Regions from separate parts of the Mus musculus genome. Here region 2 is linked to region 1. A link is a loop called in an ENCODE intact Hi-C map of the cell type or tissue named here. Cell type or tissue: heart. All regions are shown on one strand. Links, peaks and the distances in the headings refer to the core of each region. The heading gives the core; the rest is flanking DNA.

Evidence for each region. Hi-C counts contacts between places; a loop is a spot of excess contacts. Peaks named below come from ENCODE experiments on the same cell type or tissue, not always from the same donor. Only the 100,000 strongest peaks of a DNase experiment are listed, where the experiment ranks them.
Region 2: a loop joins it to region 1, with 4 times the contacts of the local background. A loop is called at or near these places in 11 of 42 quality-filtered maps.

Annotation. Positions count from the first base shown.
Region 1 is chr11:101,983,154-101,988,524 of GRCm38, forward strand. Dusp3 (dual specificity phosphatase 3 (vaccinia virus phosphatase VH1-related)) reads right to left here and starts at 1,638. Exons shown (of 3, transcript NM_028207.3): 1 at 1,459-1,638. The coding sequence starts at 1,583. It overlaps Cfap97d1 (CFAP97 domain containing 1), which reads left to right and starts at 3,903. Exons shown (of 6, transcript NM_029287.1): 1 at 3,903-4,084; 2 at 4,794-4,864; 3 at 5,293-5,371. The coding sequence starts at 3,961. In heart, for the core only: CTCF peaks have their summits at 1,596 and 3,056; DNase peaks (open chromatin) are centred at 568, 1,078, 1,718 and 3,038; H3K4me3 peaks cover 1,797 bases; H3K27ac peaks cover 1,692 bases; H3K27me3 peaks cover 395 bases.
Region 2 is chr11:102,051,303-102,056,673 of GRCm38, forward strand. Cd300lg (CD300 molecule like family member G) reads left to right here. Exons shown (of 7, transcript NM_027987.3): 6 at 2,169-2,288; 7 at 2,792-4,315. The coding sequence ends at 2,911. Gm39393 (a long non-coding RNA gene) reads right to left here and starts at 2,200. Exons shown (of 2, transcript XR_880224.3): 1 at 333-2,200. In heart, for the core only: a CTCF peak has its summit at 2,734 (motif pointing left); DNase peaks (open chromatin) are centred at 429, 889, 2,109, 2,789 and 1 weaker place; H3K4me3 peaks cover 345 bases; H3K27ac peaks cover 1,600 bases.

The DNA of each region.
Region 1 (5,371 bases), core at 372-5,371:
TGGACGAAGAAGCTTTAGGCTTGGCTTTAGGTATGCAGTTGATCCTCCCAGCTGAGCAGCGCCCCCATGTCAAGGTCAGATTTGCATAGAGGGCAAAGGATGTGTTCTCCAAGGCAGCCATCAGTCCTGACACTATGCCTAGGCAACCTACTGCAGATAAAACTCAACAACCTGTCCCCCAGCAAGCAGGCTCCTGAGACCGCCAAGCCCCCTGGCTTCTTGGATAGTTGAGGTAGGGAGGACTGGGAGAGGTTCCCTAAGACTATGCAGCGACTGAGCTGGAGGCTGACCCTGTGAGTCTGTTTAGCCACTTGCTCAGGAGCAAGAATGCACAGCCACGTTGACAGAATGCTGAAGAGCGCGTCCATATATCTCAGCTCTCTACCACCAATCCAACCGTCAGCAAATGCACCATGATGACCACCACCGTTCTGAAGAGTGAACACCATATGGTGTTTGACACATAGTAGGTGCTCCGTATGGAAATAAGCGATGCAGTACATGCAACCTGCCCCCAAGTGTCTGAGACTAATCATGTGAAACCCCTCTGGCTCTGCTGCAGGCTAGGCAGCAGGTCCTAGGTGCAGGACAGGAAACACACATGTAAGACATTGAAAGATCCTTACAGCCCCTCAGCCATCCCGGCCATCGCTTCCTAGTGTGCAAAAACAGAGCTTAGGACTTTAATAAATGGGGTCTTCACATTCATGAAAACCCAACGTGGATCTTCCTGCAATGTGGATCATGCCAACTTTTATCTTGGTGTTAATATTGGTTCTCTCCCACTGCTGAGAAATTCTTATTAATAACATGACTAAAGTTTTCTTTTTAAAATAAGAACACATACGAGCTCAATAATATACACATTTCCTAGTGGTGCAATTAGGAGGAATTTTCAGATGGCTCGGGTCTTTATCATTTTGTTTTTTTCCATCTAAGTCAAACTTTATCTGGAGAAGCCAGGAAAGCCTTGGCTCAGCTACTTCCTCTTCTAGGGTATTTTAGGGTATTTGGATTTCCTGACACGGACAGGAAAAGCTCCACACCCAGATTGTAACGTCATCCCGTTGCCATGGCAACGAAGGCAGACATTCCACGGTGACCTCACTGCAGAACTAGGCAGCTGTCACATGACGCGCGGCCAAGAGACAGCCCTGCCACCTGTTAAGAGAACGTGGTAGCCTTGACCCCGCCCAAGCCCAAGCCAGAGCTGGTAGAGGCTGAGGTCAGGCACTTTGGGGGTTGGGGGGCGTCTCTGGGCATGCGGAGTCCAGCTCCTCCGCTTCATGCGCGGGGAGTAGGCGTCGACTCCAGGCTGGTCCCCAGCACCCGCTCTTGCTCTCAGGTCGGCGACCGCGCCCAGGATCCACCCCCCCCCCATGGACCCCACTCCAGCCCCCAAGTAGTAGTCGGGGCCCGCTGGGAGCGGCTACGGGTTTGGCCCTCCCAGAGACTCACGCGTTGCCCACGTAGACCCTCGGGACGACCTCGTTGCAGGGCTGGCTCGGCAGGCTGTAGCAGCCGCTGCCATCCGAGAGCAGGTCGTTGAGATCTTGCACCGAGAGTTCGAACGAGCTGGACATGGCGGCGGCGGGGCGCTGCACGCCAGGGCAGGAGCGAACGAGGGGGAGAAGCCGGGTCAGCGGGGCGGGGCTGCCCAACCGGGAGCCGCCCCGTCCCGCCCCGGAGGCGGGCCCACTGGGTGCGGGAAGCTGCGGTCACGCTAGGCAGCGCAGAGGACACGCGCGACTGGCCAAGCGCCGCAGGACCCCGGGGCACGTTCCTGGCCGAGATGCCATCACTCCCGTGTCATCCGTACTCATTCACCCTGGCTAAGGCAGTGGAGCGCAGGCACTTCATTTACTGAACCCAATGCGGGACGCCTGGGTACACCTGGAGTCGCTCTTTCAGGATAATGGGTACCCCTGGGGTTTGCTGTGAACCCTTCTCGCTGCACACCAGCAGAGTGGGCATCCATTCATTCACCCCAAACACACACGTCAGAACACATCTTCCCAGCCCACGACTGCTGAACCAACAACCTGCCTACCCAGGAGATGGATCCTTACCCAAGGTTACAGGAAAGAGCCCTATTCTGGAACACTTCTTTTAATGTTTGATGTGAATCAGCATTGAACTTTTTAAAGGCTGAAGGTATAGGTCGCCAGGTTTGGCATCTGACCCTGGGGGACTACTTTAACCTTAGCCTGTGTGCTGGCGACTAAAAGGGAGGAAAGCAGTTTGAACAGCTATAATTTTGTGAGACCCGAAGTGTCTACGAATCTGTAACTTTTGAGTGTAAACACAATATAAATGGAGAATTCTCACACCTGACCTGTGACAGTCAAAACACAGGCACACTAAAAATTACTGTACAAAACTGTATTCAGGATATATTTATATGTGACGCATTAATGGATTTCATGTTTAGACTTGGATCCACTCACTACATATAGTATATATATTATATCGTAAAGTCTCAAACATTTCTGTCCCAAGCACTTCAGTAAAGAATATGCAACATCTAACTCCTAAGAATTGCTGGAGGGCTGGCAAGATGGCTCAGAGGGTTAAGAGCACTGACTGCTCTTCCGAAGGTCCTGGGTTCAAATCCCAGCAACCACATGGTGGCTCACAACCACCCGTAATGAGATCTGACGCCCTCTTCTGGTGCGTCTGAAGACAGCTATAGTGTACTTATGTATAATAATAAATCTTTGGGCCAGAGCGAGTGGAGTTGACCTAAGTGAGCGGGTCATCTGTACAGCTATAGTGTACTCACATACTTAAAGTAAATAAATCTTTTTTTTAAAAATTTGCTGGAAAGATTCCAGAAACATTCAAGGGGTTGCGGAGGTTCCTGGGCTGGCAAGGTGCCCAGCATGCACAAAAACCTTAGTTCAGTTCCCAGCGCGGAACATACAGGCGTAGCGGTTGCAGAAGCAATTGACAGATGTTGAGCACTCACTGGGGGCCTGCGCCCTGGGCTGTGGGCTCTGGGCTAGTGTGGGGGTAAATCTTCCTCCACAGGTTCCTTTACAGCTGTTCCTGGGGTAGCTGCCATCTCACTGTGAGCCACATGGTGTCAGTAGCGAGTTTCCACTGAGAGCAAAGAGCACAAAAAGCGTCTCTCCAGTTGCCAGGGAAAATGGCCCGGTCCCTAACGCCAAAGGGGCAAATACAGTCTCCCCAGTGTGTCTCCTATTAAGATTTGTTTTCTTTATGGTTTTGTTTGTTTTACTTCATACTTTCGTTTTTTGAGGTCGGGTCTCATGTAGCCCAGGCTGGCTTTGCAGTATATAACCAAGGATAACTTTGAATTCCATCTGCCTGCTTCCATTTCCCAAGTGCTGGTATTGCGAGCCTGTGGCACTGCTCTGGGTTACACTAACTACACTTTTGAGTGTTTCGCTTTCCCAGAAAAACTTATGGTTTCAGACCTTCAGGGAAACCTCGCAGGGAACTGTGACTTCTTAGCTCATAGCTCAAACGGCAGAATGAGAGTTAGAGTCCCACCCCAACCTCCCTTTGTGAGCCTCTGCCTGTGCCAGGCAGGGAAGGGATATCATGCCTTTCTTTTCTCCTCCAGCCTTGGAAACATCTACTTCCCAGGCACGTGAGGAACTTCAAAGCCCCCTTTCCTTCCTCCTGACATGGTCCTGACTTATCACAGAATCACCATTGCTTTAGGAGAGAAGAGAAGAGCCACTTACCTTGACCGAATCATAACACAGAGAATATAAATACCGGATTGTCCCGCACCCCATCACCATATATAAATTTTAGAAAACTTTTAGAAAGTGCCCAGAGACAACTAAACATGCTCATCTCCTCTTCCTCCGCTGAGACTTGTCCCTGATGTCATAACTGGGTAACTATGACACCTTGTCATGGGGAGAGCTAAGTGCCTCACAGAGAAGCCAAGGTGTCTCATTTCTGAAGCTAGACTAGGAGGAGAAAATGAACAATTCCTTGGATTATTTGGCCTACCCTGTAATCGTTTCTAATCACAGGCAAAGCACAACCTTTAGGAAGAAACTGGACTTTGGCCACTACATATTGCACAAAAATAGAGTACAAATAGGTAAGTGGGCAGCTGGCGCTGGCCTTTGTCACCATTTGGAGTTCTAGAAGCCTCCATCAAAAAGGGTATTAAGAGGAAACTACGCAAACCCTAGCTGTGGGGTGACGTGGGACACAATGGTCGGCGGCAGGCTTTTGTCTTCTGCCTGAGCATTCGTGTGCTGGAAAGAATTCAAATTTTAAAAACTCTTTAGTGCCAAAGTTAGAAAATAAGAGCTCAGTGCCCAATAGACTCTCTAGGAATGTTACGAAGTGGATGGGGAAAAGATGCCATCGGATTGAAGGGAAGTTTGTCCTTATGGATTTTGAGAGAGGGGCTCACGTAGTCCAGGGGGGCCAGGAGCTGGCTGAGGGTCAAAGATGACCTTGAACTCCTAGCCCTCTGTCAGCTACTACCGCTGGAGTTGCTGAATTATGGTCTGCACATCACCACTTGATTTAGGCAGTGCTGGGCACCAAACCCAGGGTCTCTGGTGCGGTGAGCTGGCATTCTACCGGCCCTGTCCATCTTGATAGATTATCAGCCCTTTGTCTTCTCTGTCCGAGTCCTCCAGAGATGGCAGGAGGGAAACATTAAACCTAGTTGAAGTTGCTAGGCTAGATCTCTGTCAAAATTCAAGTGCGGGATGCTCAGTGGTTGGGGTCGGGTTGCCTGGTGGGTTTCTAAAGCTGCCAGGACCCTACCATGTAACAATGTTTTTCCCCTCTAGTGAAGCCTGCCGTCGATACCAAACCTCCAATGGCACACACACATTACATTTTAAAATTGAGCAAAATCCAGGTATTCTTGCCACCCGTGGCTGTATTTTATTGATTCTCCCTCTCCCCCCAACCCCCATTTTTCGAGACAGGGTTTCTCCGTGTAGCCCTGGCAGTCCTGGAACTCACTCTGTCGACCAGGCTGGCCTCTAACTCAGAAATCCACCTGCCTCTGCCTCCCAAGTGCTGGGATTAAAGGCGTGTGCTACCACTGCCCAGCTTTTAACTTTGTCCTTAAGAGACACTCATTTCCCCAGAGCCTTCTAAATACCCACCAACCTAAAGATTCATTAACATTCCTCCCCCATAGTCACTCCTTAAGCTCTGTCTGGGCTCCACCAGGCCTCTCAACAATGCCCCCTTTCCCTCAAAGTCCCAGAGGAGGGTATTGCATGTCACTATGTGGAGGCAGCATGGGAGTGATGTCACTGTGGTGGGGTTTCTTGCCAGGGTGAACAAAAGAGAATCGACAAAATTGAATATGAAAATAGACAATTGTGTCAGAAAATTGCGAATGCCTATCGAGGCC
Region 2 (5,371 bases), core at 128-5,127, 68 kb after region 1:
TGGTACTCTTAACCATTGAGCCATCTCTCCAGCCCCAGATTTCTTGATCCTTATAGCTCAGAATATTGTTTCTGATCCTCCAGTGGTCCTGAGAATATGCTGGCTTAGCTGATCAAGGACCCAGTTATCAGTGCCCCACCCCCACCCCCGGAGCGTGGGGGAATAGGGGAGACAGTACAGAGATCCCTGTGCCCATCTTCCTGGGGAACCAAGCTTCCCAAAACTATCCTTCGCTGACCTCCAAAGGAAGAAAGGAATTTCCCAGGTTCTTGAAACAAAAATCCCACCTTGCTTTGCCTGACGCCCTACCCCAGATCCTCTCAGCTACTTACCGGGGGCAGACATTCCCACTCTTACTTCCACAAACATGGAGTCCGGAAAGTGGGGTGGCTATCATCTTCTTTCCTGGCGCCAGTAAGGACAAAAGGCTCCCAGCCAAACCCCCAAGGGGAGGGCCTGGTGGGAACAGGCTCTTCCTTGATTTAGGAAGCAGCTGGGTTTGGTTTTTTTTTTTTGTTGTTTTTTTGTTTTTTTTTTTGTCTCAGGAAGTGGGACAAGGTCAACAGTGGCTAAGGGGAGTGAGGGAAAAGTCATGGGGCCTGCTACCAGAGGCCACCTTTAGAGCTCAGTCCTCTGGCTGTATGTTGGGAAAGAGGCTCATCAGGAAAGGGCTGGGGTTCAGGAAGGGCTGCTTCCAACCTGGGGTACCTGGGCTCCCCCTGCAGAGGTAGGTAGGGACAAGAAAGAGCCCAGGGCAGTGAGCAGAGGGTCACTGAGTAACAGCTCCATTCCGAGGAAGGCTAGAAATGGATTCCAAATTGGTCAGAGGCCACAGCCACCAGAACATAGCCAGCTGAGGATGTGTGCTTTGTTTGCTCTATCTCCCATTTGGCTCTCTGGAGTCTTTGGCAGAGGCTGGGGAAAGAATAGGGGGTGGGGACTGGGGATTTTCTTCGCAAACATTCGCATCAAAGAAGGAAGAGGAGGACACTTGTCCTGTGAGAGAGCCAAAGGCACTAGGCATGCATAGTGGCCCGCACCTGACATCCAGCACTCGGGAGACTGAGGAGGGAGGCCTGCCACTCAAGGCAAGCCTGGGGTGCTCATGACAGAGACAGAGGCAGTGGAGGGTGGTACATGCTTGATTCCTTGTCCTTTCTATCAGAGCTGGCAGTATTACTTCCTCCATTTTATAGACACAGCAGCAGAGACACAAAGATAGAATTCTAAGCCCACAAGCAACCCAGCCTGAGAAAGTCAGAACTAGACCACTCTCCAGGGTCTGTGAGGCTGGCTGCCATAGCCCACATTGAAGTGCGAGGGCTGGAACACTCAGGTCGTATGTGCTGCCCAAAGCCGATCTCCCCAGACTCCAGAAAAAGAACCAGCCTTTATCCCTAAGTACGGGGTAGCCACAGACCAACTGCCTCCTGTGCTGTTTGTATTTGGGGAATCTTTGAGGCCCGTGAAAAAGAGCAGACAGCCCGGTGTTCTCTCTGGTTGCAAGCAAAAGAAATAACGTGAGTAAAACAAACCATCCCAGGAGCTCCTGTTCACTGGACGGGGAGATGCTGCCTAGAGACTAGAGACTGGATGTAGCTCACTCGGGTAGCGTGCTTGCCAAGTGTGCTTGTACAAAGCCAGTCAGCGTAAACTGGGTGTGTTGGTGCCCAATCTGTAACACCAACACTCAGCAAAGTAGGGACGTGAGACTCGGAAGTAAGTTCAAAGCCATCTTCAGCTACGTGAGTTCTGAAAGCCACACTAGGATTCCAGAGACCCAGTCTCGGAAGACAAAGCCAGGTATGGTGACGTGTGCCTTTAATCCCAATATCCAAGAAGTTCGTGGATCTGTGTGAATTCAAGGCCAGCCTAGTCTATCTAGCCAGTTCCAAGTCAGTTGGGGTTATGTACTGAGGCTTTGCCTTTAAAAATAATGTTATCTGGAAAATATGACCCTGAGGGGGGGAGAAAAAAAACACGTATTCTCATTTTATGGCTGAGAAAATGGAGCGCCTGAGAGTTTGCAGCTTGCCAGGGGAACACCCGCATGCAGGATGTTGTGTGACCACAGAACCGTGACCTTTCTCTTGGATGTTCCAGACTTGACTCTAGACCATTTATCCTGCCAAGAATGGCCTGTTCTGAGTTCTGACCAAATCTTTCAGCTGCCAGGGAACGGCTGGACCACTGAAGACTCGACGATAGACCTTGCAGTGACTCCTGAATGTCTCAGAAACCTCAACCCTTCTGCTGTGCCCTCTCCTGAGACACAGAACCTCAGTCAGGTGTGTGCAGAAGGGCTCTGGAAGCCACGCCATCTGATACCTTTGAGATAGTGAGGACAAGTCGGGGAGGGCTCTTTCTTCACCCTCCTCTTCCCCAGAAGCTAACGTCCCACCCACATCAGGCCACCTAGCCTATCAAAGCCATACTCCTACGCCATTTTGCCAACCTCCAAATTTCACGTTTTCCCTTTCCATGTTCAGAAAACCCTTTAATTAGCTTACTAGGTGTCAGTTTAAACAGCTCTCAGCTGAGTCAGGCATTGTGACCCATGTTTGTAATCCCAATGTTTGGGAGTCTGTGGTCCAAGGGAGGAGCTGGGGGGGGGGGGGGGGTGGGAAGCCAGGCTACCTGGTGAGACCTTGTCTCAAAAAAGCTTACACCATATACAAATGAGATGGGGCTAGGGAGGCTCTGCAGCGCCCCCTGCTGATGACACTAGAAAAGCTTGCTAGACCTCCTCACCACCAGGCTCCACTTTTCAACCTCGATGTCATCTCTCCAGTCTACAGAGGAGGAAGAGGCAGCTCGTTCCCTGGACGACGACAAGGAGGACGTGATGGCACCCCCTCCCTTGCAGATGTCTGCGGAGGAACTGGCCTTCTCTGAGTTCATCTCTGTGTAATTGCAGAATGCCCCGTGGTCGGCCAGGGATTGTGAAGCTGAACAGCTGAGTTCTCATGAATTCTTGGGTTCTACTCACAGTCCACGGCTCTGTCCACCTTCCTTCCGGCTCTCTTTCATGCCCCAGATGGAGAAGTGTCTTGGTCCCTGAAGCCCGGATGGTACTTAACAAGTCCAGCCAGAGGCTGGAACCTCCCGCATATTCTAATCCCTGGGAAGAGTTAATGGGTGTGTGGGCCTTCATCGGGGCCTGGCCAGGCTCCATGGATAAAGGCTGAGTTTGTGTGCGTTCCAGGAAATTCCCTGGGCATGGATGCCCAGCAACAGTCCCACCTCCCATCCTCGGAAGATCCCACCTTCACCTCCCTCTAATTCTTCTGCATCAATTGCTATGGAGGAGACAACATATGTGTGTCTATGAAACACCTGCATCCTGGCCTCTTAGAAAATAATTAAAACAAAATTCTGCAGACCCATCAAGACTCACCAAACCATCTCTAGGGCAGGGCCTGGGACTCCACAGTTCTGACAAGTGACCCTGCCATTCCTACCCTTGGGTCTGATGAATCCTCAGCCCATTTTAGCTAGAATCTTCCTTCCTTCCTTCCTTCCTTCCTTCCTTCCTTCCTTCCTTTCCTTCCTTTCCTTCCTTTCCTTCCTTTCCTTACTTTCCTTCCTTTCTTCGTTCCTTCCTTCCTTCCCTGTGGGGTTTCCTATATGCTTCCTAGACCTAGATCATGACAGTACGGTCCCAGTAGGCACTTCCTGATGCCTCTCTGGTCAGGCACACTATGGTGACAGCCAGCCCAAGGCAGCCAGGGATCAGCTGTCTCTCCATCCTCCTTCCCCAAGGCCCTGTGTCCCTTGCTTTGGTAGGACACTGGAGGAAGTCTCGATATCATTCCTGTCCAGAGTGGTTACTCCTCCATGGGGTCTGGAGGCTGAGGGAGAGGAGGAGGAGGAGGATACCAGAGTGGGAAGGGGGGCGGGGAAACAGAAGACACTAGACTCTAGTTACTAGAGGAGAATACTAAATCCAGTACTGTTGAGTGAGGGAAAGATGGACTGGCTCAACTATTTTTTTTCCTTTTTCTATTTTGTTTTGAAAAGTAAGATGTTGGGAAGGGAGGTGTTCAGAATATAAAACAGAAATGTAGGGAGAATACAAAAGAAGTGCTGTTTCTAGGATCATATATAACCTCACCAAACCTTGTTGACGGCTCTGCCTGAGCTTGCAGGACCCCCCTCCTTTCCCCTCCCCTTCCAGTATTTGCAGATGCTCCGTTTACAGAGGGGTCCTCTCACCATGCACAGCCCACTACGCATCACACGCTGTCTCGTCATAAGCATCCCTCCGTGTTCTACGAACTTTGTACAATAAACTTTCTCAGCTGTGTAGTATTTCAGCATATGGGTGTGCCTCCGTTTACCAAACCAGTTCTCTCCGCCACTAGCTGCTTTAAATTAGCAGGGTGAGGGACTGGAGAGATGGCTCAGGGGTTAAGAGTGCTGAGTGATCTTCCAAAAGTCCTGAGTTCAATTCCCAGCAACCACATGGTGGCTCACAACCATCTCTACTGGGATCCAATGCCTCTTCTGGTGTGTCTGAAGACAGCGACATGTGCTCATATACATAAAATTTTAAAAATTAAAAAAGAGTAACAGGTAAAAGAGAATCCCCTGAATTGTAAAATGGCACAATTGCTATGTGTCACATTTTAAAATTATATTTTAAAAAGCTAATTTAAAACAAAGAAACAAACAAATAAAAACTAGTAACGAGAAAAGTCAGGTGTGTTGGCACATGCCTTTAATCCTAAAATGTAGAAGCAGGTGGATCTCTGTGAGTTCGAGGCCAGCCTGGTCTACAGAGTGAGCTCCAGGACAGCTGGGACTGTGTAAAGATTCTATCTCAAAAAAAAAAAAAAAAAAAAAAAAAAAAAAGAAAGAAAGAAAGAAAGAAAGAGAAAAAAGAAAAAAAGGGGGGGTAATAACTTATTTCAGATTATCTGTCTTTTATTTAGGAAAATACCTTGATACTGATTGGATGCTAAAAAGAAGTTCCATCCATCCCAAACATGGTGGGAGGGGGTGGGGATTAACCATGGCCAGCAAACCTGGTCACACATTCGCATCACTTAGGGAGCTTCTAAAACAAGGAGTGGCAGAGAGACCTGCTGCTTGCTGCCCACGAATCCCGAGCTCAGAGGAAGACTACATTTCCCAGCCTTCCATTCAGTATCCTGGGGCCGAGACTAGGTTTTGCTGTCCAGGTAGCCTTAGAGAATCCACAGTGCTAATGGTGGGGTGGGGTGTCACCATTCCCTCCTGAAGAACTCCAGGTGTGGAGGAGCGTGGATCCCCTGGACCCCATACACTCTTGGGCGGCGGTTTCTGTTCTGGGGATCAAAAGACTAACAATTTGGTGTCTTCTCCTGCTTTGGGGTGAGCACCTAGATCC